Linked DNA regions of Homo sapiens: all the other regions are linked to region 3. The links are chromatin contacts, found by Hi-C or POLR2A ChIA-PET in ENCODE. All regions are on one chromosome and are shown on one strand. The core of a region is the stretch at or near the end of the contact, and the rest is flanking DNA. Distances in the headings are between cores, read along the strand shown. Region 1 holds the start of ANGEL2 (angel homolog 2). Region 2 holds the start of NENF (neudesin neurotrophic factor). Region 3 holds the start of RCOR3 (REST corepressor 3). Region 4 has its middle 13 kb from the start of LINC01740. Region 5 holds the start of ATF3 (activating transcription factor 3).

Evidence for each region. A loop is a pair of places that touch in the nucleus more often than their neighbours do. ChIA-PET counts read pairs that join two places held with the same protein, here RNA polymerase II (POLR2A). Pooled maps may share reads with other maps.
Region 1: a loop to region 3 is called in a map of CD8-positive, alpha-beta T cell, with 27 times the contacts of the local background. The contact joins the promoter of ANGEL2 here to the promoter of RCOR3 in region 3. A Hi-C loop is called at or near these places in 3 of 168 maps with a recorded cell type or tissue (CD8-positive, alpha-beta T cell and naive thymus-derived CD4-positive, alpha-beta T cell), 1 of 37 single-sample maps with no recorded cell type and 14 of 50 pooled maps.
Region 2: a map of naive thymus-derived CD4-positive, alpha-beta T cell shows a loop between it and region 3 (8-fold over the local background). The contact joins the promoter of NENF here to the promoter of RCOR3 in region 3. A Hi-C loop is called at or near these places in 1 of 168 maps with a recorded cell type or tissue (naive thymus-derived CD4-positive, alpha-beta T cell) and 8 of 50 pooled maps. POLR2A ChIA-PET finds 5 or more read pairs at or near these places in 1 of 52 experiments (H1).
Region 4: a loop to region 3 is called in a map of chondrocyte, with 5 times the contacts of the local background. The contact joins the enhancer-like site here to the promoter of RCOR3 in region 3. A Hi-C loop is called at or near these places in 1 of 168 maps with a recorded cell type or tissue (chondrocyte) and 10 of 50 pooled maps. POLR2A ChIA-PET finds 5 or more read pairs at or near these places in 1 of 52 experiments (activated B cell).
Region 5: a loop to region 3 is called in a map of gastrocnemius medialis, with 11 times the contacts of the local background. The contact joins the promoter of ATF3 here to the promoter of RCOR3 in region 3. A Hi-C loop is called at or near these places in 2 of 168 maps with a recorded cell type or tissue (gastrocnemius medialis and naive thymus-derived CD4-positive, alpha-beta T cell) and 14 of 50 pooled maps.

The regions. Positions count from the first base shown.
Region 1 is chr1:213,014,576-213,017,275 of GRCh38, forward strand. It overlaps ANGEL2 (angel homolog 2), which reads right to left and starts at 1,292. Exons shown (of 9, transcript NM_144567.5): 1 at 1,038-1,292. The coding sequence starts at 1,096. RefSeq lists enhancers at 129-717, 718-1,305, 1,018-1,327.
Region 2 is chr1:212,431,660-212,434,359 of GRCh38, forward strand. It overlaps NENF (neudesin neurotrophic factor), which reads left to right and starts at 1,261. Exons shown (of 4, transcript NM_013349.5): 1 at 1,261-1,461. The coding sequence starts at 1,285. LOC105372906 (a long non-coding RNA gene) reads right to left here and starts at 1,158. Exons shown (of 3, transcript XR_922577.4): 1 at 966-1,158; 2 at 82-185. RefSeq lists a silencer at 1,047-1,606 and an enhancer at 1,767-1,856.
Region 3 is chr1:211,257,973-211,260,672 of GRCh38, forward strand. RCOR3 (REST corepressor 3) reads left to right here and starts at 1,394. Exons shown (of 12, transcript NM_001136223.3): 1 at 1,394-1,754; 2 at 2,136-2,192. The coding sequence starts at 1,589. LOC105372902 (a long non-coding RNA gene) reads right to left here and starts at 1,220. Exons shown (of 2, transcript XR_922552.3): 1 at 764-1,220; 2 at 1-603. RefSeq lists enhancers at 213-332, 607-1,108, 1,611-2,110 and silencers at 813-1,602, 1,673-1,972.
Region 4 is chr1:212,557,657-212,560,356 of GRCh38, forward strand. No RefSeq gene overlaps it. Among named protein-coding and RNA genes, the nearest start is that of LINC01740, 13 kb to the left of the region's middle. RefSeq lists enhancers at 834-1,571, 951-1,080, 1,581-1,720 and a silencer at 1,141-1,410. Within about 2 kb of position 1,380, at least 38 of the 41 ENCODE cell types and tissues checked have a DNase peak (open chromatin) inside an H3K27ac peak, as active enhancers do.
Region 5 is chr1:212,607,327-212,610,026 of GRCh38, forward strand. It overlaps ATF3 (activating transcription factor 3), which reads left to right and starts at 1,435. Exons shown (of 4, transcript NM_001674.4): 1 at 1,435-1,604. RefSeq lists enhancers at 103-1,060, 1,061-2,018, 1,757-1,816 and silencers at 1,097-1,306, 1,927-2,066, 2,077-2,256.

The sequences.
Region 1 (2,700 bases), core at 42-2,541, 1.8 Mb after region 3:
TGAAATATAATACTTGTACTACAAAAGCTATTATCTATATTTGCAGTTATTTATTCAGACTTTTTTTTCTCTTAAGATGTTAAGCTCCTTCAGGGCCAGAACAGAACCGTCTTATTCATTTTAATTCCGTTATCTTCACAAGTGCCTAGCACAGTGCCTGGCAAACAGCTGGTACTCAGGAAACATTGTTGAACTGAATTACCATCAAGTCCCAGGCCTATGGGAGTTACAACCAAATCCCCATCGCTTATGTAATAATACATGCTGTGTTTCCCAAGCGTGGTGGGTGGTACACGAGTCGGTTTCACAGAGTACACAGTTAAATTACTTGATTGTAATTTCTAAATACTTATGTTAGTTTATTAGGAAAAAACATAATCGCACATCAAATCCAAGACTCTGCAGACACTGCTTAGGGTGAAGCTAATGTGGGCAGCACCTACTGAAGTGCTTTTTAAAAAAAACTGAGTCAATTTAAAGAAAAATATCCAGTAAATAATACACGTGAAACAAGAACTTGGCCATAACAGTAAGGGATGACATACAAGTGACTAAAGTTTGAAAGACACTAACACATCAACAAAAATCAAGCCCCTCCTGGGCGTGTGCCACACACGCGCCTCCAAGGGATCAGGCCCGCCGAGACCTACTGCGGAGAGGCGGCCTCCCCGCCGACGCTCGGTTCCCGGGACGGTGCTGCGGAGTGTGTGGAGCAGGCCAGCGCTGGTCTGGAGGCTGGGTTGGGGGAAGCAGGCCAGGGATCCAAAGCCACTGGCACAAGCCTGGCCGGCGGCCCATGAACTCCGCGCCAAGACCCCAGACCTCGTTGGCCCAGCGTCCCGCCAGCTGCGCGGCGGGTTTACCTATCCCGCTTGGTCTCTGGAGGCTCGTCCCGGATGCACCATCGCCCAGACCCTCTTCCTCTTCCTTCCACCCCTAGCCCGCCCCGCCCCGCCCCGGGTTAGTCCCGGACGCCCGCCCGCTCTTTCAGGCCGCCCGCCCCTCTCTCCTCCCTCCGAGTACCCAGCCCTACTGACCGGCCTCTTCCCACCACACAGTGGCCGTAGCCCTTCCTCACACAGCGCCAGGCTTCCATCTTCGCCCTCCGCGTGCGTCCAGTTCCCAGGCCCCGGGTTCCACCTCAATCTCTATAATCGATGCGACGGCCTAAAGTATCTAGGGAACCCCATCACTCTTAAGTACCGACTCCAGTCCTGGCTGCAAGGCATGCTGGGAGGTGCAGTCTCGCCGGCCGGCCTACACTCCATCTTGCGCAGTCAGAGTCCCTGAATGCCTTAACCCGGAATTCTGCTCAAGGAGCATGCGCAGAGCGTGGGACGCGCGTGCAACCATTTCTGAAGAGGGCAAAACACCCGAACTTCGTCTTAAAGAAACAGAAATAAACTTTCTTTTTTTTCTTTTTCTTTCTTTCTTTCTTTTTTTTTTTTTGAGATGGAGTTTCGCTCTTGTCGCCCAGGCTGTAGTGCAATGGCACGATCTCGGCTCACTGCAACCTCCACCTCCCGGGTTCAAGCGATTCTCCTGCCTCAGCCTGCCAAGTAGCTGGGATTACAGGCATGAGCCACCACACCCGGCTAATTTTTGAATTTTTAGTAGAGACAGGGTTGCACCATGTTGGCCAGGCTGGTTTCGAACTCCTGACCTCAAGTGATTCGCCCGCCTCGGCCTCCCAAAGTGCTGGGATTACAGGAGTGAGCTACCGCGCCCGGCAGAAATAAACAGAGCAGTGAAAATTTTTAATTGCCCAAAGTGCAGATTCCCAGCTGAGGCTGAACAACGCATCCTCTGGGTGCCCATGGAACTGAGGTACCACAGAATTTTGCAATTAATGTTGCGGAAGCACAGCCATAGCTCTCACTTTAAAATGTACGTGTATGGGCCGGGCGCGGTGGCTCACGCCTGTAATCCCAGCACTCTGGGAGGCCAAGGCGGGCGGATCACGAGGTCAGGAGATCGAGACCATCCTGGCTAACACGGTGAAACCCCGTCTCTACTAAACATACAAAGAATTAGCCGGGCGTGGTGGCGGGCGCCTGTGGTCCCAGCTACTCGGGAGCCTGAGGCAGGAGAATGGCGTGAACCTGGGAGGCAGAGCTTGCAGTGAGCAGAGATCGAGCCACTGCACTCCAGCCTGGGCGACAGAGCGAGACTCCGTCTCAAAAAAAAAAAAAAAAAAAAAAAAAGTACTTGTATGTCTTGTGTGTCCACCTTTATTAAATGTATTATAGGACTGTAGATTGTTGAAAGACATTATTTAAGTGGAGACCCTGCAAGAAACAGGAAGAGAGAAACCGAGAAAGAATAAAGTGTGGAGAGTAGAGGGGAAAAGGATACTAGAAGGCAGGAGCACTGCTTTTATAGGCTCTTTGAAACAGTGGTAATTTCTTGGGAAGGCTTTTCTTATCCCTGGTGCATAAAAGGAAGTAAAGTGTATTTGAAAAAAACCTTTCCCTCAGTATGTAATTGATTCTTGTTATTTGCAGTAGTTAGGTTCTGTAAAGTTGCTGGAAACACTGAATTAGTAAATACTGAATCATTACTCCTAAGGGAAATACAGGATTAGGATCCTGTAAGCCTCTGGTCGCATTTTCATCAACTTAATCAATACATAGTTTTGTTGTATGTGTGTTTCCGCTTAAAGACATCTTATTTAATATATATTGTTGATTCATTAACATT
Region 2 (2,700 bases), core at 11-2,510, 1.2 Mb after region 3:
TTGAAAATAACCTGTGAAGCCCCCAAGATCCACCCCCACTCCCTTACCCGCTTCCTTCCTGACTTCACCTACCCCTCTTACCTTCCCTTGATCCTCCAGCAAGCCGGGCATCCTCATTCCTCCGCATTTATGCACCTGATCCTTTGACCAAAGTGCTCTTCCCTCTAGACCGCCTCCTTCGCCTCCTGTAGATTTTTATGCAAATACCCTGTTCTCAGTGAGGCCTTCCCTAACCTGCCTATTTAAAATGACCATCCCCATAACCGGGCACCGTTCCTCACACCTGTAATCCCAGCACTTTGGGTGGATGAGGTGGATGGTTCACTTGAGGCCAGGAGTTCGAGACCAGCCTGGCCAGCATATAGTGAAACCTCATCTCGACTAAAAATTAAAAAAAAAAAAAATTAGCCAGGCGTGGTGGTGGGTGCCTGTAATCCCAACTACTCTGGTGGCTGAGGCAGGAGAATCACTTGAACCCGGAAGGTGGAGGTTGCAGTGGGCCGAGATGGCGCCACTGCACTCCAGCGTAGGCGACAGACTCCGTCTCAAAAATAAATAAATACATAACAATAAAATAAAATAAAATGTCCATCCCAGTGCTCCCTATCTCTTTGCCCTACTTTTTCTCCCTAGTATTTACCACCATCTAACATACTACTTAGCATCTTATTGTCTATCTGCCCACACAATGTAAGCTTCACGTGGGCGTGGATCTGTCTTGTTCAGTGGTGAGTCCCCAGTGACCTGGTACATGGAGGTACTCAAAAATATTTGTTGCATAAAGTAATGAGCAAAGTTTGGCACAAATGTTAGCTATTATTATTTCAGGGCGTATCGGTAACAGCACCCTACCCTTTGCAAAAATCTCCTTGGGAACCAGAAACTTAAACACAACCAGGAAGAAAAAAAATCAGCCAAAAATAAAAGCGAATTAAGACAGTTGGGGTCTTATTTTAGAAATATACCTTTCTAGGTTCTGGTATGTTGGGCTCTGTCATCTTTCTACCTGATCAAGGAACCACTGTGACATTTTTTGGTAACTTCCAGTCTGTAGTTTGGATTTAGGAGTTCAGGATTCCAATCCTAATTTCCAGGTTCCAGCTGCGTGGCCCGAGTAGCCCGGCCAGCCCCACCCCGGGGCGCAGGAGGCGCGCGAAGGGCGGGAGTTCTCGGGTCCCCGCCCTCGGGGAGGCTCTGGGCGCGGGGCGGGACTCCGGGACGCTGGGCGGGCGTGCTAGGGCCCCGCCGCCCTGGCCCGGCCTTGCCTTGCGCTGCGCGCTCACCATGGTGGGCCCCGCGCCGCGGCGGCGGCTGCGGCCGCTGGCAGCGCTGGCCCTGGTCCTGGCGCTGGCCCCGGGGCTGCCCACAGCCCGGGCCGGGCAGACACCGCGCCCTGCCGAGCGGGGGCCCCCAGTGCGGCTTTTCACCGAGGAGGAGCTGGCCCGCTATGGCGGGGAGGAGGTAGGCGGGGGTGTCGCGGGCCGAGGGACCCGGGGTGGCGTCCGATCTGCGGCGAGCCGAGCGGGGACCCAGGAGGCGCCGGCGGCCCAGGAAGCTCTGGGGGACGCGCGGCCCGCGGCGGGCGCCCTGGGCCGGCGGGGGGCCTCCTCTCTCTAGGCCCCGAAGGATGGCCGAGGGGTGAGGACGAGTCCTCAACAGTCGGAGCGCTCCGCTTTGCCCGCACACCCCACCCTGAACTTCTCCCTCGGTCCCCGGGAGATTTCCCCTCTAGCCGCCTTTTCGTTGATGATCTGCGTACAGACCTCAGAACTTTTTGGTTTTCATGTTAGCATCAGCCGAGGCGTTTACTGTGCCCACGCATAGTGGGGAGTGGCGGGGGACGGAGGGAGGGAAGCAGAGCCTGCTCCCTGGGTTAGGTGGGAATTGAGACAGGTCCTGGGATAAGCCAGTCTTTGCCTGCACTTCCTTTTCCTGCCCCTGTATCCCAGGCCTCTGCATCGGACTCCTCAAACCCACTTTTAGGTCATGTACCCCTGGGGCTCAGCCAAAGCTGGAAGTGAGCGCAGAGGGTGGACTGGAGGTTAGAGACCCCCACAACCCCCCCGCCACACGTCAATAGAGACCCCCCCGCCCACACACACCCACACACGTCAATAGTCTAGAGGCGTCCAGAAAACTCACAACCACCTGCCCACCTGGGTTGGTTGGGACTGGAGCCGCACGACAAGGACCAACAGGGGGCTGATATTAGATGTGGAGCGGGGGAACGGCATTGGGGGGAGGTCATAGTACCATAGTATTTCAGAGCTGGCAGGAACCCATCTCCTGCTTTTACACATAAGGAAACTGAGGCCTGCCACCTGTTAGTGGTAGAGCAGGAAGAGGCCTGATGTTTTTCAAAACCCTCTGGCCTGGTCTCGCTAATTCCTGAGTTAATTGGCCTTATATGGACTAGGATTGCATGGGGGTATCAGAAACCTGGCCCTTAGTCAGTGATGCCAGTTTGGGCATCATTTGTGAAGGGGCCATTTAGAACCATGAGTCAGTGAGGACACCGAGGGAGGGAGACATGGCTGGGATGTGAGGATGTTAAGGGATGCCTTTTTGCCGGTAGCAGAGGGAACCAGATGGTTCAGAGTCCAGGCATCCGTGCAGAAAAGAATTAACATGGCAGGCCTGCTCTCCTTAGAAAAGCCTACTTGCAAGGGTGGGACTTGTCTAGTGTCTGGATTTCTCACC
Region 3 (2,700 bases), core at 144-2,643:
TTCAGAAATATTTACTTCCCAGGGTTTTCTTGGCTCAATTCCTGAGTTAGATATATTATTTCTCTCAGTAAGGTTTGCTCTGGCCAGAGACGTTCATTTCTGGTTTGATCCACTCTGGATTGACCCATAATAGAATTATTACAAGACAGTATTTTCAAGTGTTTGGAGAGTATCTGCTGAACCCCAATACCGCTCAGCATACATCTGCATACTAGAGGCTCACAGTTAAATCCTCACTTATTTCTACTTATTCGTCAGTGGGGGGGAAGAAATCAGAAAAAGAGGAAAAGAAAATCATAAACAGCCCCCAATGCCAGGCAGCCTGGCACGCAGCAGATGCCCTCAAATCTGGTGAAGGAATAAACGCAGTTTCCTACTCCTTTCGCCGAATGCAATTCAGAAAAGCATTACAGAGCACAACTCCTTCCAGGCTGGAAACGCTGCCAGAAAGCAGCTCTCGCTTCACCTCTGCCGGGGGACTCCGCCCTCTCCCCCAGCGCTCCAAGCGGAGACCGCAGGTCAGCAAGAACTGAAAACGCGTCTACTGGGCCAGGTCTCATGTTTATCTTATTTCCCCCTCACTCCACAGCACTCACTCCCCAGCTATTAAAACAGAGAAGAAAAAAAAGGAAAGAAAGATGGTAAGAATAAGACAGTAGGGTTAGGATCGGGGAGAGGGGCTTCAGCAAAAAACAGTTGCATCGCTCAGCCCCGGAAACTCATCCCGTCATCCCCAGACTCTCTCTCGGGAACTGGGCCCTACTTCAGAGATCCAGAAACAAAAATTGTAGCGTCGAGATGGTTAGGGCCGAGTCTACTTCTTTCGCCGGTTGGGCCTCAGAGCCCCAAGGCCGCCCTGCTATACTGCGCGACTGCACCGCGGGCCAGAGCGCGCCCCTAGCTCGAGGCTGCCAGCGGACACCGGGAAACTGAGCGGCCTGCGGGTCCAGACATCTGAGGAACGCCGCGCTCAGGCCCGTGCCTGCAGCCCGGTCCGCAGAGGGGGGGGGCCGCTCCCCCCGGTCGCCCAGTCGGGTCGCGCCGGTCCTTTCTCAGGGTGACCGCGTTCCTTCCGCCCAGAGAGGGCAAAGAGTCCCGCTCCCTCGTGTGCATCTCCCGCCCGCGCTCCGGAGCGCCCCCTAGGAAGAAAGCCCGAGCGGCGGCCACGCCTCGGTGGCGATTTTATTAGCGCTTGGTTGGGGTGGCCCGGCTGCCTGCGAGCGGGGTTTCCCCGCCCCTCCCCCCTTCCCCTCCCCCCAGGCGGCCGGAACCTCCCTGCGGAGCGGAGTGATACCGGCGGCGGCGTAGAGCGCGGTGCGGCCGAGGGGCGCCCGGGACTGCGCGGGGCGGGCGGCGGCGGAGGGAGGAGGGGAGAGAGGCGGGGCCGGGGCGGGTTGTTGTGAGGCGACTGCGCTACTGCCGGAGCGGGGCGGTTATGGCGGCTCCATATTAACAGCCTCCTCCTCCTCCGCCGCCGCCGCCGTCTCCTCCTCCTCCTCCTTTCCCTCCCGCCCGCGCTCTAAGCCATCTCCGCCTTCACCCTGACGCCTGCCTCTTCCCCTCACCTTTCCCCCTCCCCTGTTCTACCATGCCCGGCATGATGGAGAAAGGGCCCGAGTTACTGGGGAAGAACCGATCGGCCAACGGCAGCGCCAAGAGCCCGGCAGGCGGCGGCGGCAGCGGCGCCTCGTCCACCAACGGCGGGCTGCACTACTCAGAGCCCGAGAGCGGCTGCAGCAGCGACGACGAGCACGGTGGTAGCCTCGAACTCCTCCCCGCCAGCCCGCCTGCCCCCCTCCCTCTTCCCCTCCCCCAGCCCCCTCCCCTCGCCGCTCTCCCGCCCTCCCTCCCCTCAGAGCCTGGGCGCTGCGGTAGCCTCGAACTCCCGGTGCAGTGCAGCAGCACCCCCGCGACCCCCCGTCCCTCCGCCCTCGACCAATCCTCCGCCTTTGCCCCCCCCCGCTCCCCGCCCCCAATCCGCTGCCATCTCCCGGAGTGCCCCGAGTTGATATCTTCCCATCCACCCGCCGCTTCTTTCCTCCATCTAGCGATTTTTATTTTTTAAGTGTCTCTTCCTTTTTCTTTCTTTTCTTCTTTTTTATTTTTTATATATATTTTTTGGCATTGCTTTGCAGATGTTGGGATGAGAGTCGGAGCCGAATACCAAGCTCGGATCCCTGAATTTGATCCAGGTAGATATATTTGCTTAAGCAAAATCTCATATCCCCTTTCCTGGGCTTGGTTTGGGGTGGACGGGCTAGGAGTCCGGGCATGGGGCCGGGAGGGGATGCGGGGTTGGGCTGGGCAGGCATCCGTGGCGGGGAGGCTGTCAGGCTTGGCCGGGCTGTGACACTGGGCGTGTGGGCAGATGTGTGCACTGCAAGGTTAACATGGTTCCCTTCGGAGGCCACTTGCCCGCTGGGGGCATCGCCTTCCTAGCCCTTGAGCCTGGGGCAGGGTCGGGGTGAGCAGAGGGAGACGGCCCTTGGCGGAGTCCAGGGTCCGAGGCCGCGGGCTGGAGGAGCAGGCGTGCGGACTGTATGGACGAACCGTGCAAATGTCAATTGCCACCTCGCTCGCCCCGGCGCCGAGGGCCGCGCTCTGTCGGGCGGGTGGCAGAGGCCAGGGCGGCTGTCACCGGCCGGGGAAGCCAAGGGCGAGCCCTGCCGACCTGTGCGCAGCCGGGATTGTCTCTTTTCT
Region 4 (2,700 bases), core at 130-2,629, 1.3 Mb after region 3:
GGATGTATTTGCTACAAATACCAGTATTAGATTGTAATTGCCAATCCTTTAAAACCAGTTTTAAGATGGATATAAAGCCCTAAAAATCTTGCAGCTTCCACATGCACATCTGAAAAACTTCCAATTTACAAAGGACATTGTGGTATTTTTGGAAAACAAAGGAAAATGACACATACTAATTTCTGTCATTTATTCACGTCATAATCCCCAAAGCTACCTTTATTCCACGACTCTTTCCACCATTTTCCTACAGTCAGCTTTTTTTAAGGCTATAGCCTTTAAAAACTTGAAACAGAAAATTTTAAGGATGCAACCATTAGAAAATGTTCCCATACTACCATTTAACATTCCCCATTTATCATTATGTTTACTATCGTGTAATTTCCAACATAATATTATGAGGTCAAAGGCTCTACGAACGCCGTTTTACAATCTACCTAGGGAGGCAATGGCTGTGAAACACACCACACCAATGACAGGAATGCGGGTCACTGTGACACAACGGATCCCTCTGCAAAGTCAAAGCTAAGAGTTCACTTTACGCTGACGGAGCTTCTTTCCAGGACCCCCACCCCCACCCAAGGACAGGAGAGTGTCGATTTCCCAAGGTGTCTGGCACTGCTTCTTGAAAACGCAGCTCTCATCTGGTTCCTGGAAGGTCATACTGGTTCGCGCAGGGCTCGGGACGGGGCGCTTGGCTTCTGAGGCACCCGCGCTGGCTCCTCACCCGGTGACCTTCAGGCCTCTGCGCTTGGCCTGACCCTAGAAGGGCCACCGCCCTTCACAGCGGGCGGGCACCGTCCCTCCCACGGCCCCGCCGACTGCTGACGCGGTGGCCCCAAGGGTCCAGGCCCGCACTTGCCCCACTCCCGCGGCGCCGTCCCCCATAGTCGGTCCCCGAGGGCCGCGCCCAGCTCCTGCTCGGATTTCAGCCCGCACCGCACCCCAGCCGCCAGGGAACCTTCCAGAACCCTGCCCCTCTGGCTTTCTCCCGAAAGCCCAGGGTCGCCGTCCAGGAAGAAACTTCGATTCATTTATTGAGCGCCGACTGTGTCCAAGGCCGAGGGAGGGGCGGGGTTTCCACGCGGGGAGACCCCCTAGGTTCTCGCCTCGGTAAGCGCCCGCGTTCCAGCACCTCGAGTCGCCCGCGGGCCCCCACCCCTCGGGCCGGGCCCGGTCCTCGAGGAAAACCCACGGCGGGGCAGGAAGGAACGAGGAGAGCCACGCTCCTTGCCCGCCTCGTCCCCTCCACTCCCCTTCACCTCACGGGACCCCAGGGAAGCCGCCGGAGCTAAAATTAGCAACCCGCGCAGCGCGCGCTCACGTGCGCGCGGCCCGGCGGGGGCGGGGAGCAAGGGGCGCGGTCCGGGTGAGTCACCGGCCCCGCCCCACTCGCCAAGAACGCGCTGACGTCAGCCGCTTCCCCGAAGGGTGACGTAAGCGCGCCACGGGGAGGCCGAGGCAGCTGATAGAATGTTCTGAGTTTCGATGCCTTAAAGGGACCAGGCCTGGGATCGTGAAACATCTGGGGAAACGACTCCACTCACTCACCTGCAGACTGAGAGCCCATCTTGTACCGTGTTATACTTTAAGAGAGTTGACTGTTGAGATGATGATGAAAACGGAAGAACAACTGAGCCTAGTTGGAGGCTCTTTGAAGTCCCAGAACCTCCTCCTGGAAGCCCTCTTTGGTTAACCAGATGGACATCTCAGTTGCCCTCTGAGCCTGAACCAAGTGTCAGGAAGAGTTTTCTATGGCCCTTGACTCCTTAACTCTTTGCTTATAGCGTCTCTGCTCTCTGATGCCTCTGCTGTCAGAGAAAGGCTGTGGTTTAAATATTTATTTATGAATCCATCAGCTTGGGCCAACTAGGTCCATTTATCACCGTTTTGACTGTGTCTAAACTGTCATTAGTGGTGTGACTAGAAACCAGTTAATTTCGCTGGGTGGTAAATTCGTGGACTGATCTCCAAACCCTCCTACTGTGCTAATGTTGCCAATGGAAGTTTCCAGAGGCCAGGATCCCTGGCCAACACGTGATCGTAAACAACATCAGGGCCTCACAGGGAACTCACAATTTACTGAGGTTTGCTCTGTGCCAGGTGTTTTCATGATCCTCCATCCCCTTGTCGTTTAGTCCTCTTCTCTGAGTCCTCCCCATTTTACTGATGAGGACGGAAATCGAGGCACACGATTAAGCGTTTCCCTGGGTCACACAGCTAATGAATGGCGAGCTGGAAGTCAGTCCCAGGTCATCAGACTCCGAAGTCCATGGTTTTGGTGATGAAGGTGGGCTGTGAAATGTGTGTCTTATTCTATGCATGTGAGTCCGCTGGAACCAACTTTTCCACTTGGAACACAATCTCAGTGCCTTTCAGCAGGTAACCGGCGCCAGACCAGATCTCCAGAGATGGAGGTGGTCGGCCTCAGGGCCCAGCCATGAGAAGGTGTATGAGGAGGCATCGCATCAGGCGCCCACCCTGTGCTTGCAGGGCCTGACCATGAGCGCCGCCTTCAGTTTTACACCTTAGGCACCCCACTTGGCTCCCCTTCGTCCCAGCCCTGCCAGACCCACCCTTGACTCTGTGTTTCCTTTCTGGAAACTCGAGAGGCCATTTCTACTTAAAGAGTCCTCACCTGGCCTACCAGCGACCAGATCTGCCCAAGTGCAGAAGAAACACTTGGTTATCTCCTCTTTC
Region 5 (2,700 bases), core at 185-2,684, 1.3 Mb after region 3:
CCTGCGGCCGCGCAGGTCTCCCTCCCAGGCAGGTGCGAAAGTCCCAGGCCACACTTGTGTCTACAAATAGTCATCCACGGGCAGTCAAGAAGGTTCCTTGGTTCTGCCGCTCTCTGAGCAGAAATTGTTGGGGTCGGGGAATAAGAACCAGGAAATCGTTTTTAAGGTTCAAACCCAGTTCTGCTGAGGTCTCAGCTCGAATCTCGGACCACGGGGCCCCGCCTTTCCCGCCACCCTGGCTTGAGGGCAGAGGGGATTTCTGCTGCGGGTTCCGCCTGTGGTCATTGCGTCCCCATTCCGGGCCGTCCGGTCCCAGTCCAATCGGCTCTGGGAGCAGAAGAACACGTGAAAGCTGAACATGGGTTTTCCCTAAATATTGCCTGAGAGCGGGGCGACCCCCAGGCCTGGGCAGGTTCGCGGACCCCAAAGCACCTTCTCTTTCCCCCTCCTCCTGGCCGCTGGCTTCCGCCCCCTCCTACCCTCCCACCGGGTTGCCTCTGATTCCTCCTGGACTCCGATCTTTTCACGCTCTTGTTGGTTTCACTGACATGTTCTTGTCAATTTCAAACGCTTTGTGATTGTAAAAAAAAAAAAATCGAACCGATACGGTCCTACCACTCGCCCTAGTTTCGGAGCCCGGAGCTGTCCTGCGTGTGCGTCCATGTGGAGTGTCCGGGGCTGCGGGCTCGGGCGCACGGTGCCAGCCGAGGGCTGCCCTCCGCTTTTGTGTTAACCGGCGGGCTTCTCGCGGTCCCCGCCGCAGAGGTCACACCCGGCGGGTAACGGCGTGGATACACCGAAGGGTGACTTTGGACACCTTCCCCACACCACAGACTAACGCTTCTGCCCCTACTCCGCCCCTGCTAGAGAAGTAGGAGGCCAGTGGGGGAGGGGGTATTTTCCTGAAGCTCCAGAAAATGACCACGCATTTTAGAGAAAGGTCGTGCCCGCTTCCCAGCCTCACCTAGTCTGGGCTGGGGCCGGGACCCGCCTCCCCACCTTCCCCGCCCCCCCCGCTCTTCAACCTAGCGGAGGGACAGATGCCAGCGCGGTGGAGTCATGCCGCTGGCTTGGGCACCATTGGTCATGCCTGGAACACGCAGCAGCGAGTACGCACATCTGGCGGCTATCCCGGGCGGCTCCGGTCCTGATATGGAGAGAGAGGGCGGGCTGGTGTGTGTCTCAGTGAGCGAGGCTGGGGGAACGCGCCTGGGCTGGCTCCTCCCCGAACTTGCATCACCAGTGCCCCCTCTCTCCACCCGCCTTCGGCCCCGCCTTGGCCCCTCCTCCACCCCCCTTCCTCCGCTCCGTTCGGCCGGTTCTCCCGGGAAGCTATTAATAGCATTACGTCAGCCTGGGACTGGCAACACGGAGTAAACGACCGCGCCGCCAGCCTGAGGGCTATAAAAGGGGTGATGCAACGCTCTCCAAGCCACAGTCGCACGCAGCCAGGCGCGCACTGCACAGCTCTCTTCTCTCGCCGCCGCCCGAGCGCACCCTTCAGCCCGCGCGCCGGCCGTGAGTCCTCGGTGCTCGCCCGCCGGCCAGACAAACAGCCCGCCCGACCCCGTCCCGACCCTGGCCGCCCCGAGCGGAGCCTGGAGGTGAGCGCTGGAAGCCGAGGGAGTGAGCGCGACGAGGGCTGCTCGCCTTCATTCCCTTCGCGCCCCTCTAAGTAACCAGTCCGCCGACCCCTGACCCACCCCGGATCCGCGCCCCCAGCCTCCGGCTTGGAAATAACTCTGGCTTAAACTTCTTCTAAGCCACCGCTGCTCCTCGGCGCTTCGAAAAGTTTCCCGCAAAGCGAAAGAACTAACTTTCTCTTTTGACTTGGGGCGCGAAAGGTTCCTGGTGACGGAGGTCGGGCGTCCACTCTGCCGCCAGCCTCGAGCGCCGCTTCTCTCCGCCGACGGCGCTGGCTTGCCCGGCTGGGAGAGGGCGTAAGGTGGGTGGGCGGGTGCGTTGGGGTGTCCGAGGCTGCCTCGCTCGCCGTCCCGCTCCATCCCTCGCTTCGAGACACGGCACTGTGGGAGCCGATCCTTCCCGGGTGGGGGGGGGGGGGCGCAGAGAGGCACGAAGGCCGGAGGCTTGCGGGAGGGCTGCCCCACGCGCCGAGAGGAATGAATGGGGAAGGGGCGAGAGGGCGGGAGGCGTCCCGGGCGCGGCCGCTGGGGGTCGCCCTGGGTACCCCGCAGCACTGGCGGCAGGACCGTGAAGGCAACCCCGAGAAAAAGTTAGCTGGGATAAGCTTGGAAGTGGCGAGCGCTGGTGTCGCGCTGTCCCGGGGCGGAAGACGGGGAGGGCTCCCGGCAACGGCTGGTGTCCGGACCCCGAGCCCGGGACTCCCACACACCTGGGACTCTCACTCTGGCTTTTCCTTCGGCGGGTCCGCGGGAGACCCACCGTGGCGGGGAAGCGAGGGTGTGGAGCCACTTGTGCAGATATTTGAGAGAATGGCTTTGTGGTCTAGTGCCAGGACTCTGAGCGCTTACACTGCAATCGATGTCGTTGGGCCTCAGTATGCGGAGCCGGGAAATAAGGGCACATGGGCAGTACCGGCCCCCTCTGCGTGTTGGAGGGCACAATGCAGTGGTTGGACCAGATAACTACTAAGGTCCTTTCTGTCTGGAGATTTTCAGATTTTGGAGTGGTGTAGTGGGGAGAAAAGGAGCCAGTGAGGGGACTTGAATGGGGTGGGTC